Linked DNA regions of Homo sapiens: all the other regions are linked to region 1. The links are chromatin contacts, found by Hi-C or POLR2A ChIA-PET in ENCODE. All regions are on one chromosome and are shown on one strand. The core of a region is the stretch at or near the end of the contact, and the rest is flanking DNA. Distances in the headings are between cores, read along the strand shown.

Evidence for each region. A loop is a pair of places that touch in the nucleus more often than their neighbours do. ChIA-PET counts read pairs that join two places held with the same protein, here RNA polymerase II (POLR2A). Pooled maps may share reads with other maps.
Region 2: a map of heart right ventricle shows a loop between it and region 1 (3-fold over the local background). The contact joins two enhancer-like sites. A Hi-C loop is called at or near these places in 4 of 168 maps with a recorded cell type or tissue (Right ventricle myocardium inferior, cardiac septum, heart right ventricle and 1 more) and 3 of 50 pooled maps. POLR2A ChIA-PET finds 5 or more read pairs at or near these places in 2 of 52 experiments (AG04450 and BJ).
Region 3: a map of ovary shows a loop between it and region 1 (2.1-fold over the local background). The contact joins two enhancer-like sites. A Hi-C loop is called at or near these places in 1 of 168 maps with a recorded cell type or tissue (ovary), 1 of 37 single-sample maps with no recorded cell type and 1 of 50 pooled maps. POLR2A ChIA-PET finds 5 or more read pairs at or near these places in 4 of 52 experiments (AG04450, H1, OCI-LY7 and 1 more).

Annotation. Positions count from the first base shown.
Region 1 is chr2:120,823,748-120,828,134 of GRCh38, forward strand. All of the region lies in intron 2 of GLI2 (GLI family zinc finger 2), which reads left to right. Among named protein-coding and RNA genes, the nearest start is that of GLI2, 90 kb to the left of the region's middle. RefSeq lists enhancers at 1-366, 367-1,174, 1,175-1,982 and a silencer at 1-66. Within about 2 kb of position 2,169, at least 3 of the 41 ENCODE cell types and tissues checked have a DNase peak (open chromatin) inside an H3K27ac peak, as active enhancers do.
Region 2 is chr2:120,913,028-120,917,414 of GRCh38, forward strand. All of the region lies in intron 2 of GLI2 (GLI family zinc finger 2), which reads left to right. Among named protein-coding and RNA genes, the nearest start is that of GLI2, 180 kb to the left of the region's middle. RefSeq lists enhancers at 1,516-2,289, 2,290-3,063. Within about 2 kb of position 2,291, at least 16 of the 41 ENCODE cell types and tissues checked have a DNase peak (open chromatin) inside an H3K27ac peak, as active enhancers do.
Region 3 is chr2:120,748,757-120,753,143 of GRCh38, forward strand. The region is part of intron 1 of GLI2 (GLI family zinc finger 2); the gene reads left to right. Among named protein-coding and RNA genes, the nearest start is that of GLI2, 15 kb to the left of the region's middle. Within about 2 kb of position 2,160, at least 4 of the 41 ENCODE cell types and tissues checked have a DNase peak (open chromatin) inside an H3K27ac peak, as active enhancers do.

The DNA.
Region 1 (4,387 bases), core at 919-3,418:
GCAGATGGAGCCACTCCCTGGGAGCTTGTGGCATGTGCGGAAGTGAAGCCGTGTGGGATTCCGATAGGCCTAGGCGAAGGCGCAGTACCATGCAGGCCAAGGGAGGGGTTTCCTTTCTGCACCCACAAAAGGGTTCACATTCCTGGTGGCCCTGCCATTCCACGTCACTGTGTAATTTGCCGTATTCCTGTAAAACCATGCATGGACCAAAATTATTCATATTTTATGGGCATAAAGGCAGTTCATTAATTAATGGAATTCTATGGTGAATTAACTTTATTTAACAAAGAAAGAACCAGGTTTTTCTGATTCGTCTGCTCTGGAGATCTAAACGTTCATATCTTGGGGGGATTCCGTTGGGATGACTTTGTAGCAGTGGGAGGCAGTATAGCAGCTAAAGCACCAGTGGAACCCAGGTTCGGAGAAGCTAAGTCACTTACCCCACATCACGTAGCTGGTGGAGGAGAAAAAGACCCTGTGAAGGCTGTTGGATGGGGAAGGTAAGTAGGGGGATAGAGAGGGAGGAAGAGGGAGGCAGCAACAAATTTACTCGCTGTGTTGACCTTGACTGTTACGAGTTTGCCCCTTGGCCAGGGGGACTGTGTGGAGTGGTGCTCTGGCAGCAGCCTTCCCCCTTACAGGGGTGTGGGCCCCCACCCTGATACAGGTGATTGTCCCTCGCCACCCCGGGAAGCTGCTGATCCTCAGGCCCACCCTCTGAGCTTTGGCTCTTACGTTCACGAGCGCTGGGGCTCAGAGATGGCAGAATGGCGGCTCCAGAGTGTCCCTCCAGGTGCTTGTCATTAGCCACTGCCCCCTGCTCCATCTCTGGCTGTAAGCCCCTTTGGGCCCCCTTTGGGTCTACACCAGCACCTGTCAAACTGACTCTGAGGAGGTCAGAGAGGGCAAGTCATTTACCCCAAATGACACAGCTGGTCTTTGAGGATGTAAGCCTGTCCTGAGGGCCTTGCTTTGAGATAAGGTGTCCCACAGCCTGATGTTCCAACCAAGTGGGACATGAGGACCTGAACTCCCTTGTCAGTGACACACCTGACAAAGGATGTCCCCATGGCATTTCTTTGTTGTTGTTGTTGTTGTTTTGTCTTGAGACAGGTTATCGCTCAGTTGCTCAGGCTGGAGTGCGGTGACACAATCGTGGCCCACTGTAGCCTCGACCACCCGGGCTCAAGCAATCCTCCCACCTCACCCTCCCAAGTAGCTGGGACTACAGGTGCCTGCCATCACACCTGGCTTATTTTTGTATTTTTTATAGAGACAGGGTTTCAACTTGTTGCCCAGGCTGGTCTCGAACTCCTGACCTCAAGTGGTCCCCTTCCCAAAGTGCTGGGATTACAGGTGTGAGCCATTGTGCCTGGCCCCCATGATATTTCTTATAGCCATTGGTACTGCCATGATTTGGGAGTTTTGGGAGAATTGAAGCAAGTACTTAGAATCTGAAAGAATGCATTTCCTGTTTAAGGAGCCCATTTATCACTCAGGTTTTACAAATACATGATAAAGCCCAAGGAAGGCCTGGCCCTGTCCACCTGTGCAGCCACTCACTGCCCTCACATTAAAACAACCTCACCTGGCTGTGAGTGTGTGCTTGGCTGTGAGGAGTGTGCAACTGGCTGTGAATGCGCCTGGCTGTGAGTGTGTGCTGGACTGTGTGCGCCTAGCTGTGAGTGCACCTGGCTATAAGGAGTGTGCTCCTGGCTGTGAGTGTGCATCTGGCTGTGAGTGTGACCTGGCTGTGGGTGTGCACCTGACTGTGAGTGTGTGCCTAGCTGTAAGGAGTGTGCTCCTGGCTGTGAGTGTGCTCCTGGCTGTGGGTGTGCACCTGGCTGTGAGTGTGTGCTGGACTGTAAGCATGCACCTGACTGTGAGCGTGCACCGGACTGTGAGTGTGCACCTGGCTGTAAGCTCCTTCTGCCCAGATGCCTGTCCTTTGCCTGCTCCTTCCAGGAAAGCTGCCTTGATGACAGCCCTCCCTCCATGTCCCCCTCCTGGTGCTTCCTGCAGACATCAGATCCCTGTGGGTGTCTTCTGACAAGTCTTACCCCTGCCCCTAGGGCTAAGCCCCAAGGCCAGGAGATGTTTGGATAATCTGGCCAGGGATCACAGGAGCGCTCCTTCCTGTGGCTGCTGGTTCGCAGATGGCCTTGCACAAGCCTTGGCTGCTCAGAGCTTTGCACTCCAGCTGTGGCCCAGCAGTGTCCCAGGGAGGGATAGGATGCTGGGTGAGAACACCACAGGCCCTTACTGCTGGGCACGATGGGAGGCTGCCTGGTGACGGCCGCCTTTGTTATGACAGAGCAGAGCGTTGGGCCGTGGCCAGGCTCTGTCCAGAGACAGCTGCGAGGCTTCCAACCCGGCTGGGTGGGGTGGGAGGGAGCTGTGGCTGGCATGCATCTGCATGCACCCAACTTAGCAAGTTCAGCATGGAGGAGAGAGGGAGAGAGGGGAGAAGCTGAGACAGAGAGGGGCTGAGTGCATGCAGCTGAAGCAGTGCCCTCGTCCCAGTCTGAATGTGCCAGAGCCAGGTTGGGCGTGAGGGTCTGCCGTCCTGTTTACATTTACTCGTGCCTCCTGTACTGCAGGCTCCAGAGCTGGAGTTTTTATTCAGCTTCTGATGTTTATATACACAGTTTTCATGCACAGGCCCAGAACCCAGCCAGCCCCCTCCCTCTGCTGCTGTTCGATCTGGGAGGCAGTGTGCGTCTCCACACAGAGGAGACCGCTGGACTGCACTCTGGAGGAAGTGGGGTCCCCTCCGTGTGGGACCTTGCTTGAGGTGGGCAGAGGTGCTTTGGAGTGGTGGAGATTTTTATCTCATGTATGGTCTTTCGTGTCTAATCTTGGCAAAAGATGGGATTCCCTGCATTGCCGTTTTACAGATTAGGGACCTGAGTTTCAGAGAGCATGTACTCTGCGTCACACAGGTTGGGGAAGTGGCTTTGAACCCAGGCCCATGGGATTCCAATGCCTATGGCCTCTTGACCCCAGGCCTTTCGGGAATGATTTGAGAAGCAGGCAGTTCAGTCCCTCTGTACCTGCGGTCCCCAGTGACAGCTCAGAGCCCGTTTCAGATCCGCCTGGGCAACCTGCCCGGCTCCCGCTTCCTCTGTCTCCCCTTCAAATGCTGGCACATTCTCCATAGTGACTTCCCAGCCTGCCACATCTCCCCACACCCCAGCCACGCATAACCACTGGCGGCTCCCGGGACAAGTGGGGCTCCCACCATTTCGCTTTCACTGTGTGGTGACTCCCATGGGTCCATGAGGGACTGCTGTGTCCCCAGCTCCTAGAACAGGGCCTGGCACTGCCCATGCCAGTGGTTTGTTGACTAAATCCGTGACCGGATGAGTGCTTCAGGGACCTCTAGGCTTCCCTCAGAGCCAGCCCAGAAACACAAACATATGACTATGTTGCCCAGACCCGTGGCTGTCTTCTTTCAGGACAGCGGAGTTGGCACAGCCAAACCCGAGTGTCTGCTGATATGCTTCTTGCTAAGTGGTGAGCCCGGCGTCTCTAAGTAGTGCCTCTGCCTGTGAGCGGGTGATGAAGAGTCAGTGGGGATTCATACCCATACTGTGTGAATAGGATGGCTACTATTAAGAAAAACACTCAGAAAACAGAACAGGTGCTGGTGAGGATGTGGAGAAGTTGGCCTCCTTGTGCACTGCTGGTGGGAATGTGAAATAGTGCAGCCACTTTGGAAGACAGTATGGGAGTTCCTTGGAAAATGAAACAGAATTACCTTACAATCCAGCAATTCTCCTTTTGGATTTAGACTCAGAAAAGTTGAAAGTAGGGTCCTGAAGAGATATTTGCACACCCATGTTCATAGCAGCCTTATTCACAATAGCCAAAAAGTGGAAGCTACCCAAGGGTCCATTGATGGATGAATGAATAAACAAAATGTGGTGCGTGATACAGAGGGCTGTTATGCAGCCTTAAAAAGGAAGGACATTCGGACACAGCACAGATGAACCTTGAGAACGTTATGCTAAGTGAAATAAGTCAGTCACAAAAGGACATATACTGTTTTATTCCACTTATACGCGGTCCCTAGAGTCGTCAGAATCGTAGAGACAGAAAGCAGAGTTGTGATTGCCAGGGGCCGGAGGGAGGAAGGAGTGAGGAGTTCATGTTGAATGGGTGCAGAATTTCAATTTGGGAAGATGAAAAAGCTCTGGAGATGGATGGTCGTGATGGTTGCGGAACAACGTGAATGTACTCAATGCCTCTGAATTGTACACTTAAAAGGCATGGAAATGGTACATTTTATGTTTTGTATATTTTCCTGCAAGTTTAGAAAATGAAATTATTGAAGAGAGCCTGAGGAGCAGGTCTAAACACCCATGGACTTCTAAAGCTTCCGTGA
Region 2 (4,387 bases), core at 1,041-3,540, 89 kb after region 1:
AATAACTGTGTTTTCATCAGTAAATGTAAGCGACCAAATAGAAGTCTGTAGGAAGCTAAGATTCAAAGGTGAGGAAGGACTGAGGTTTGGGGAGAATTCTCATCACCATATTTTGTGTATTGATGGGACTTTTACTAAGCTAGACTAGAATTCTGAAGCAGTGGAAAGTCAATAATGATAACGAGTTAGGCCTGAGCTGTTCAGTAGGGTAGCCGCGAGCTGTGTGTGGCTGAGTGCTTGCAATGTGGCTATCCTAATTGAGATGTGCTGTGAGTGCAAGATAGGTACCAGGTTTTGAAGACGTAGTAGGAATAAAAGCATGTAACACATCTCATTAACAATTTTTTTACTGGTTCCATGTTGAAGTGATAGTATTTTTGACGTACTGGTTCAATTAAATTGTGTTATTAAAATAATCACCTGTTTCTTTTTAGTTTTTTTTAAATGTGGCTCCTAGAAAATTTACAATAACATATGTGGCCCACATTGTATTTCTGTTGGCCAGGGCTGCATTGGATGAGTGGACACCTAGGGAAGATTCTAGTCCAAGGTAGAGAGAATTGTAAAGGATCCCTTTGAGTAACATAATTATTGGGACTGACAAGAGGCTCCCAGAAAGTGGCCCTTACGGGACCTGCTTGGATGAAAGAATGGAGAGCATTTTGTCATTCCCCTGTTGATTGCAGAAAGACAGTAAGTCCAGCCCCAGTGCTCGTTTGCTTGTCCAGGTGGCTGATTCCGCTGCCCGGTTTTAAAGGTCATTGATTGTCTGTGGCAGGCCCTGCCTCAGAATGCAGCCTGGAATAAAGAGGTGCCTTGGCTCAGCCTGGGAAACCATCACCAGGGCCTGGTGGAGACCAAATGTGGTGGCCTTACTGTCGTCTCAAGAGCTATGGCAGAGTGCAAAGCTGGGACTTGATGCTCTCGGCAGGACGCAAGGCAGGACCTATAAGCCAGATCAAGAAACCTCTTGTTGGGCTCTGCAGGGAAGGGGCTGGATGCTAGTTAAGTACACAGAATGGCAAGTGACACCTTCACGACCCGTGGGGACCAGACAGAGGAATGGCATGGTCATCCTCCTGAAAGGGAGAATCACCTGCGACAAGTGGGCTTCTTGCCGGGGACCAGTCAGCATTGCAATAGCTAGCCGACAAGGTCCCTGCCAGCTGACGGGGTCGCCAGTGTATACTGTCAAATGAGTATGTCAAGGGGCAGCAAGATTTTAGGGGAAAGCCTGAATCCATCCCAGGCCACCTGGCCTAGCCCTGGCCTGTGACAGGTGGAAGGAGCACTAGGGCCTGGGCACCGTCTCCTCCAGCTCCTGGGCTGGATTCCTGCTTTCTGCATTGGATTCTGCAAGGTGCCAGGGTCCCTGGGAGCCATGGTCCTCTGGGCTTCAAATCTATTGCATTTTGCAGTGGGGAGGCTGCACACTACTTTTTTAGAAACCTTCTGTGACCAAGACAGAGTTTTCAACCTTAAGCAAGCTTGACCAGCCCTATTGTTTCTTCCAGCCCTAAAATTCTCTAATGTGGGACTCTACATGTCTACCCAGACAGACAGGCAGCCCCTCCCATTCCTTGTGATGGCGGGGATCTCCCAGGTGTCCCTCTGGAGCTCACCCCAGTCTCCCACCCCTTGCTAAAGGGGCAGGAGCCCAGCAGAGGGGTCTGTAGGGATGGCCACACCGGCACCCTTCGGGGCCCTACTGCGTGCCTGGCCCTGCACTAGCTCTTCTCCACTTCACAGTCTCCCTCTGACATGGGTCCTGTCCCTATCCTCATTTTACAGATAAGGACACCGAGGCACAGGAAGGTTCGGTGAGTCAGCAATCAAGCCAGACTTGGCTGTGGCACTGGCGGCAGCCTCAGCTCTGTCCAACAGGACACTATGCCGCCTCTTGTGGCCTGTCTCCTGTCACTTCAAGGCCACTGTTGCAGGGAACAGATCCCATGACTGCCTGGCTCCCGAGCGGCCAGACCCAAATGGCACGGGGCTGGCCTCTCCCGTGGCGTTGGCTGGAGCACACTCCTCACCCTGGAATGTGCAGGTCCCTCTGCATCCCTACCTGCCCTCACCAGGAGACCAGTCTCAGAACTCTGTGCCTGGTGTGGAGTGGCTGTGCTGGCCCCAGCCCAGCACACTCTCTCTTTCGGCAGCTAATTTGTCAAGTAACACCTCAGCCTGGGGTGGGCAGTGTGCGTGGGCGGACCCAGCAGAGGCCACGGGTCCTGCTAGGCTGTGTCTGCAGGGCAGGCCTGATTGCGTGAGTGGCCTGGGCCTCAGCCAGCCGGACACCAGCCAGCTCGTGGTGTTGGAATTTCCTGTCTGATTTTAATTCCTCCCCCCACGTTTTTCCCCCAAGTGAGACAGAAGCACTTTTTAGTTGCACGTTGTGGAGTGGCCATTCAGGATATTATTCTTATTAAATGCTTCCTGTGGGGTGGTGGCTGGGCATCAGGAGGGCCTCTGGAATTCTCCTGTCCTGTGGCTTATTATTGAAAATCATGGTGCCATTTGCATAAGGCCCTGGGGAAGGAGGTTTTCCATGATTCGTGCTCTTTTGGTGCTTCCTACCTCTGATGCTTAGGCCAGTGACTTCGTCCTCATTTGCGAACGAACACCTGGTCACCTGGGCTCACGTGGCTGAAGGGCTGGCCTTTGAAAGTGTCAGGATCTCAGAACAGACCAAGGCTCCCTAGCAAGGGGAGAAAGTCCCTGGCAGCCTCTCCCAGCCCTGGTGTGCACTTTCATTCATGTACCATCGAAAAGCACAGACCCCTGGATGCCTTCCAAACCTGCATTCCCAGTGGCACCCAGACCCCTTGCAGCTGCTGCTCAGAAGCACTGGTAAATGGTCACCAGGATTCAAATGTCTCCCCCACTCCCGCCTCTCTGATCTTCTGTGTTGAGTTTCTCCAGTTAGTACAATGCCTAGTAGGCGCATGGACATGATAAATGATTTCCCCTTCCTTACTGTGCAACTGGGAACTATGGAGCCACAGCAAGTGTGGAAATGCCAAAGGGCCTGTGAGTCTCCCTCCCGGGGTGGTCCCTGGAGCAGCAGCATCTGCATCACTGGGAACCTGTTAGACATGCCCAGGCTCACTGAGGCAGGAGCTCTGGCAACAGGGCCCAGCAACAGCCTGAGAAACCCCGATATCAGGGCTTAGTGGGTGCTTCATCATGTACCTCTTACTATGTGTATTACATCATGTGTTCCTCTCGAGGACGCCAGCAAGAGATGTTCCTCATCCTGTATGTATAGGAGAGGCCACATGCTTTGCACCGGGGCTTACACTTCACTCGGTTCAGTGCCAGGGCACAATTGGGCATCCTGGGCTCACTGTCCGCACTGCCCTGAGCCTGAAGAGCCTGCCATCCTCCCCCTTCCTTCTGGCTCTGCCAGGTCTGGCCTCTTCCAATGAGCCTTCCTGGCTGCTCCAGACCTCATGGAAATCTTTTCCTGACTTTGAGGCCACTTGGGCAGTTTGTGCTGCGTGGGCCTCGCTGAATCCCGCAGGGTCAGGCTCTCCAGCTGTGGCAGTGGCTTACACAGCAGCGCCCCGGGGCACTCCCTGTGGGCAGGAATTATGCCTCTTGTTCTCTGTGGCCTCCAGAGCCCATGAGCAGCGTCCTCTTACATTGAGCGAGTAGGGGAAGCCTTGACCTGCAGCAGGGTGTGTGGTTGTGACTTCCAACTGTGGATGGAGAACTCTGCCCTGGGTGGTGAGCAGCTCCGCCGTGGATTCCAGAGACAGCTGTGGAGCCAGGCTTGATGGGGCCCAAAGCCTGTGTATGTCAAGGCCATATTAGTGGGACAATGTGTCTGAACTACATCGTATCCCTAGATCAGACCTGGATGGTTGAAGGAGGGAGCATCCAGCCTCTTCTTTGAAGCTGGTGTCGTCGTTTCTGGTATCTTCTGGGAAGCCTTTAGGTACAACTTCCCTGGGGATTGGGCCTGGGATCTCCACAGGAATAGGAGAGAGCAGAGTCTTGCTCCATGGGATTTGTGACAAGCCCAGAATAAATGGCCAGAAGCGACCTTAGCCATGCAAACAGCAAGCTGACATCCAGCATCATTGGTGTTGGGAGGGCGCTGGCCTTCTGGGGTTCATCACCAGAATGACGGTGCTGATCGCCATCCTTACCCATGAGGTTAACATTTTTCATTTCATAAGGTGTCTTCACATTCCTGTTTCATATAGGATTAAGTGGTTTAACTGATCAAATTGTACATTAAGCGTGGAATGGAAAGTAGCAATCACTCTCACTTTCTTTCTCTCTGTTGAGACTGGGGAGTCATTGACGACCATGTAGCCAGTGGTGCATCTGTTCTTGTTTGACAACTCAGACCTGGCCCAGGGCCCCGAGATGGCACATG
Region 3 (4,387 bases), core at 910-3,409, 75 kb before region 1:
CTTTCTGTCTGGTGGGTGGTGGTTCTCAGAATGCTCTCTACTATGATCCCCAGTCAAGATTATAGGTTGAGATTAAGATTATAGTGATCTTGCATTCTCCATCCATCCATCCATCCATCCATCCATCCATCCATCCTCAATCCATCATCATCCAACTATCCAACCACCCATTCATCCATCCATCTACCCATCCATCCATCCATCCATCCTTCCACCCATCCATCCATCATACATTCATTGACTGCAAGGATTTTAAAGGCCTTTGCTGTTGGTCTTTGGTGTACCCTTCCTCCCCATCCATGAAGCCAAGGGTCATGTCCTCTGTAAAGTATTTCCTACCACAGCCCTAGGCTCTCACTTGTCTCTGGGATTTCCCTTGCTTATAACACTCATTAATACTGCCTTGCCATTGTCTGTTTATTTGTGCTTAACACGTGTTTGTTTATAAATGAATTTTGGGAAATGTTTCAAGGGAAGAAAATGGCATTTTCCCATTTTCTTTGACATCTCTCTTAAAAAATATAAGTTAACCAGGTAGTCTCCAGATTGACCTCCTTGGTTTGAGAAAGCAAGCACAATTATTAATTAGTGATTAGTTTTAATATAGTAGAGCTGTATTTTAAAAAAAAAATCTAAGCATGTGGTATAGTTCATTTGGACCCCACACATAATCTCTTTGTACAATACTCTTATGCCCTTTGGAGAGATCTTAGGTGGGAGGCAGGATGTTTTGGTGGATGAGGAATTGGAAAGTTGGTGAGATAAGCAGAGTTCCAGGCTGGCTTTGCCTGTGAGTTAACATGAGACCTCAGGCGGCAGGCCATTGTGCCTCTCTGGGTCTCCACTTGTTCATTTCTCAGGACAGATCTTTTCTAGGACTCTGTAAGCTATGACAGTCAGAGCCTGGGATCATAATTGTTCTGTTCGTGATTACAGAGGGTTGTATTTGGAGTTTTTAGACTCATTGACAGTCATCTCACTGATGTACTTGAATAAGGCAGCAGCCCCTGACCTTAGTAGTCCCTCGGGAAGTGCACATGTCTTTAAATGCTGTTGCATCATCTCAAGAGGGGGGCCTTGGAGACCAAGTGCCGCATCAGCCCCCACCACTAGGTATAGGACATGTGTCATGCAGTGGTGACAGCCTGATGCAGTCAGTATTATCACTAGCATTTTACAGATGCCACTGAGACTTTGTGGTTTTATTGGAGTTGCTCTAAGTCCCAAAGATAGAACATCAACGTCACAGCTCCCTCTCCTCCCTGGGGTCTGTTTCTCATCCGCCAGGATATCCACAGGGACATGAGCCTCTGCCTCATCCTCTGAGGGGAGGGCAGGGCGCAGGCTTTGTCTCAGCAGAGACATCCTCTGCCTGGGTGGCCCCTCGTGTCCCTGTCGTGAGCCTCAGCCCCTCCCACTCCAGGAGGAGGTACACTCATTCCTTCTGAGTCCCCAGCTCTCTGAGGGAGGGCTGAGGCTAGTTCTTTCCCAGGCTAGCTCACCACCCCCTTTTGGGGGCAAGTTTGGGTGCTGCACTTCCGCATAAGCCAGCAGGGCATCAGTTTGGCCCCAGAGCCAGTGCTCCCCCGAGGGGGACTGTCCAGCTGTGGCATGGCCATTGGGAAGGGACAGGTGCATCAGGGAAGATTCTGTGGAGCAAGGGGCTCAGAGCAGGCACTGGAGATAGACTGCAAATCCAGCTCTGGCCTGCCATTTTCTCATCTGTAAAATGAGGATAACTCTAAGACCCATCTCAAAGGGTTAGAGGTAAAAGAGTTAGTATGAGACAATTACCTGGCGCATAGTAAGCACACAGTACATCTTGGTTGTTATTATTAAAAAGGCAGTCTGTGTGGGCACGATATATTTGGCAGCTACCACTCTACTGACTCATTTGGGCTCTCGTTAGGCAAAGTCCTCATTCTCATTTAGCACGCGCTGCTGGTTTACACCATAGTTCCCATCTTGCTGGGCCTTAACAACAAAAGACATCCTGGCAGGGAGCAGAGCCTGCCCTTCCCAGAACTTGGATACTTCTGTGCTCTTTTCTGTGGCCAGGAAAGGGGTCCGATGTTTACCAGGGAGCACTTCTAAGATGTGCCTGGTACAGCATTTTACCTTTCCACCTTCATGCTGCTGGAGGCTGCACTGGGCCCCAGGGGGATGCCCCGGTACCGCCTGCCTCTACCTTGCTCTGCAGAGGCCTCTCCAAAGCGGGCCTTCCAGCCAGATCCCTCCGGAAGCCAGGATGGTGGCCCCCAACTCTGCTCCAGCTGTGGAGACTGTTGCCGGTTGGAAAAGGTACACGTGGCCTCCTGAGGGTACTGACTGTGTGGCTCCCACAGGGCCAGCCCCCTGTAGCTACTCAATGTGAATTCTGAAGGACAGGACAGCTGGAAAGGGCCCCGGAAGGATCCCTTGCCCAAAATTGGCCTTTTCCCATCTTTACCCCAACTTAGGGATCATGATGGCCCAAATACTAAAATAACATTTGTTCTTCTAGATTTTTTTTTCTATTTTATCTTTTGGGCCTGTTTAATTCTAGTCTTTTTTTCCTGTGAATATTTATCCTTTCCACCGTTCTCCCCTTCCCCCCAAACTTTACAGATTTTAGATTGTATGGTTTACAGTTTTGCATCTCGTACTTTTTACTTAATACTTTTTGATAAGCATTTGTCGTAGCCCTGACAAAATGATTACTCTATTTTGGACATAAAAGCCAATTTTTCTTTATCATAAGTAATTATTCTCCAAACACGCTTATATATAAATACTCTGAGATTATTAGTGTGCATAACTTTCTCTTTTAAATAAAAGCAGATCCTTTATAAAATAATTATGAGAAAATTCTTGAAAAGAGGAAAAGAAGGCATTCTGGACTCCAGGCCCACGTTGGTGTTCTCTGTGGGTAATGCCCTAGCATCTTGGTGAGTTCCTTCTGGGCCTTTTTCTGTTTATGTTTATGAATACCTTCTGGACTCATGGGATCATAGCACACATATTGTTTTGCAATCTTCACACTGTATTAGTGTGCATGTTTTCCCACAGATATGTCTCTGACCACATTCTTTGAATACATTTCCAGAGGTAGAATTCTTGATCAAAGGTGAGATCATGTTTAAGGCTCTTTATTCATATTTCTGGGCAAGTGATTAAAAATGTAACTACCCAGGGGAAGGCAGCCCATGAAGCCAGTTTCTTTCTGATGCAAAAGTAATAAAGATACAAAAGGTTAAACCTGCAGAAATGTATAGTGTTGAGTGAGCACGACCCCCACTAGAGAGAACGGCTGATAGTGAGTATGCCTGTGTCTCCATTTCTCTATTGATATAGACCAGTGTTTTATTATTATCATTTATTTTTACACCAGTGGGATCATACTACTGCAGTGTTTGGCAGTTTGCTTTCTTTGTGGTCATTTAGCAATATGTCTTGGCATTCTATCCACGTGTGTACATGTATGTATATGTGTGTAGATCATCTTCATTCACTTTATTTCTCACCTATCTTTAATTTTTTTTTTTTTTTTTTTGAGACGGAGTCTCTGTCTGTTGCCCAGGCTGGAGTGCAGTGGCGTGATCTTGGCTCACTACAAACTCTGCCTCCCTGGTTCAAGCTATTCTCCTGCCTCAACCTCCCGAGTAGCTGGACCACAGGCATCTGCCACGATGCTCGGCTAACTTTTTGTATTTTTAGTAGAGATGGGCTTTCACCATGTTAGCCAGGATAGTCTCAATCTCCTGACCTCGTGATCCGCCCACCTCGGCCTCCTAAAGTGCTGGGATTACAGGCGTGAGCCACCGCACCTGGCCCTATCTTTAATTTTTATTTATACTTATTTATTGAATAGTAATATACCTACATGGTTAATAGGTTCAGAAAGCATGAAGGTTATACATACATTATAAAGTTTTCGTACCACTGCCGTAGCCCAGCCACCCAAAACCTCTCAAGAATGCTAGTTTTTTGTGTATCCTTCCTGAAATAAGTTTTGTGTAAGTGGCATGGAAATGAGTATATATAATCTTTTTTACTTTTTTGTACACAAATGGAAGCATATTTTACAGCCTGTATTGGAACTTGCCTTTTTCACTCACCTTTTCCTGTGAGCACATAAACAGCTTCCCATTCTGTGTGTCTGGGCGGGATACCACTGTATGGTTATACCATCGGTTATTTAGTAGCTATTGATGAACATTTGCCACTATAAACAAGGTTGCATTGAATAACCTTATGTCATTTCACATACATGAATATCTCTTTGTAGATAAATTCCTAGAACTTCTGGGTGTAAAACTTCGGGGTATAAGGGTGGGTGTTTTTTTTTTCTGTACGTATTTTTTTTTTTTTTTTTTTGAGACAGAGTCTCGCTCTGTTGCCCAGTCTG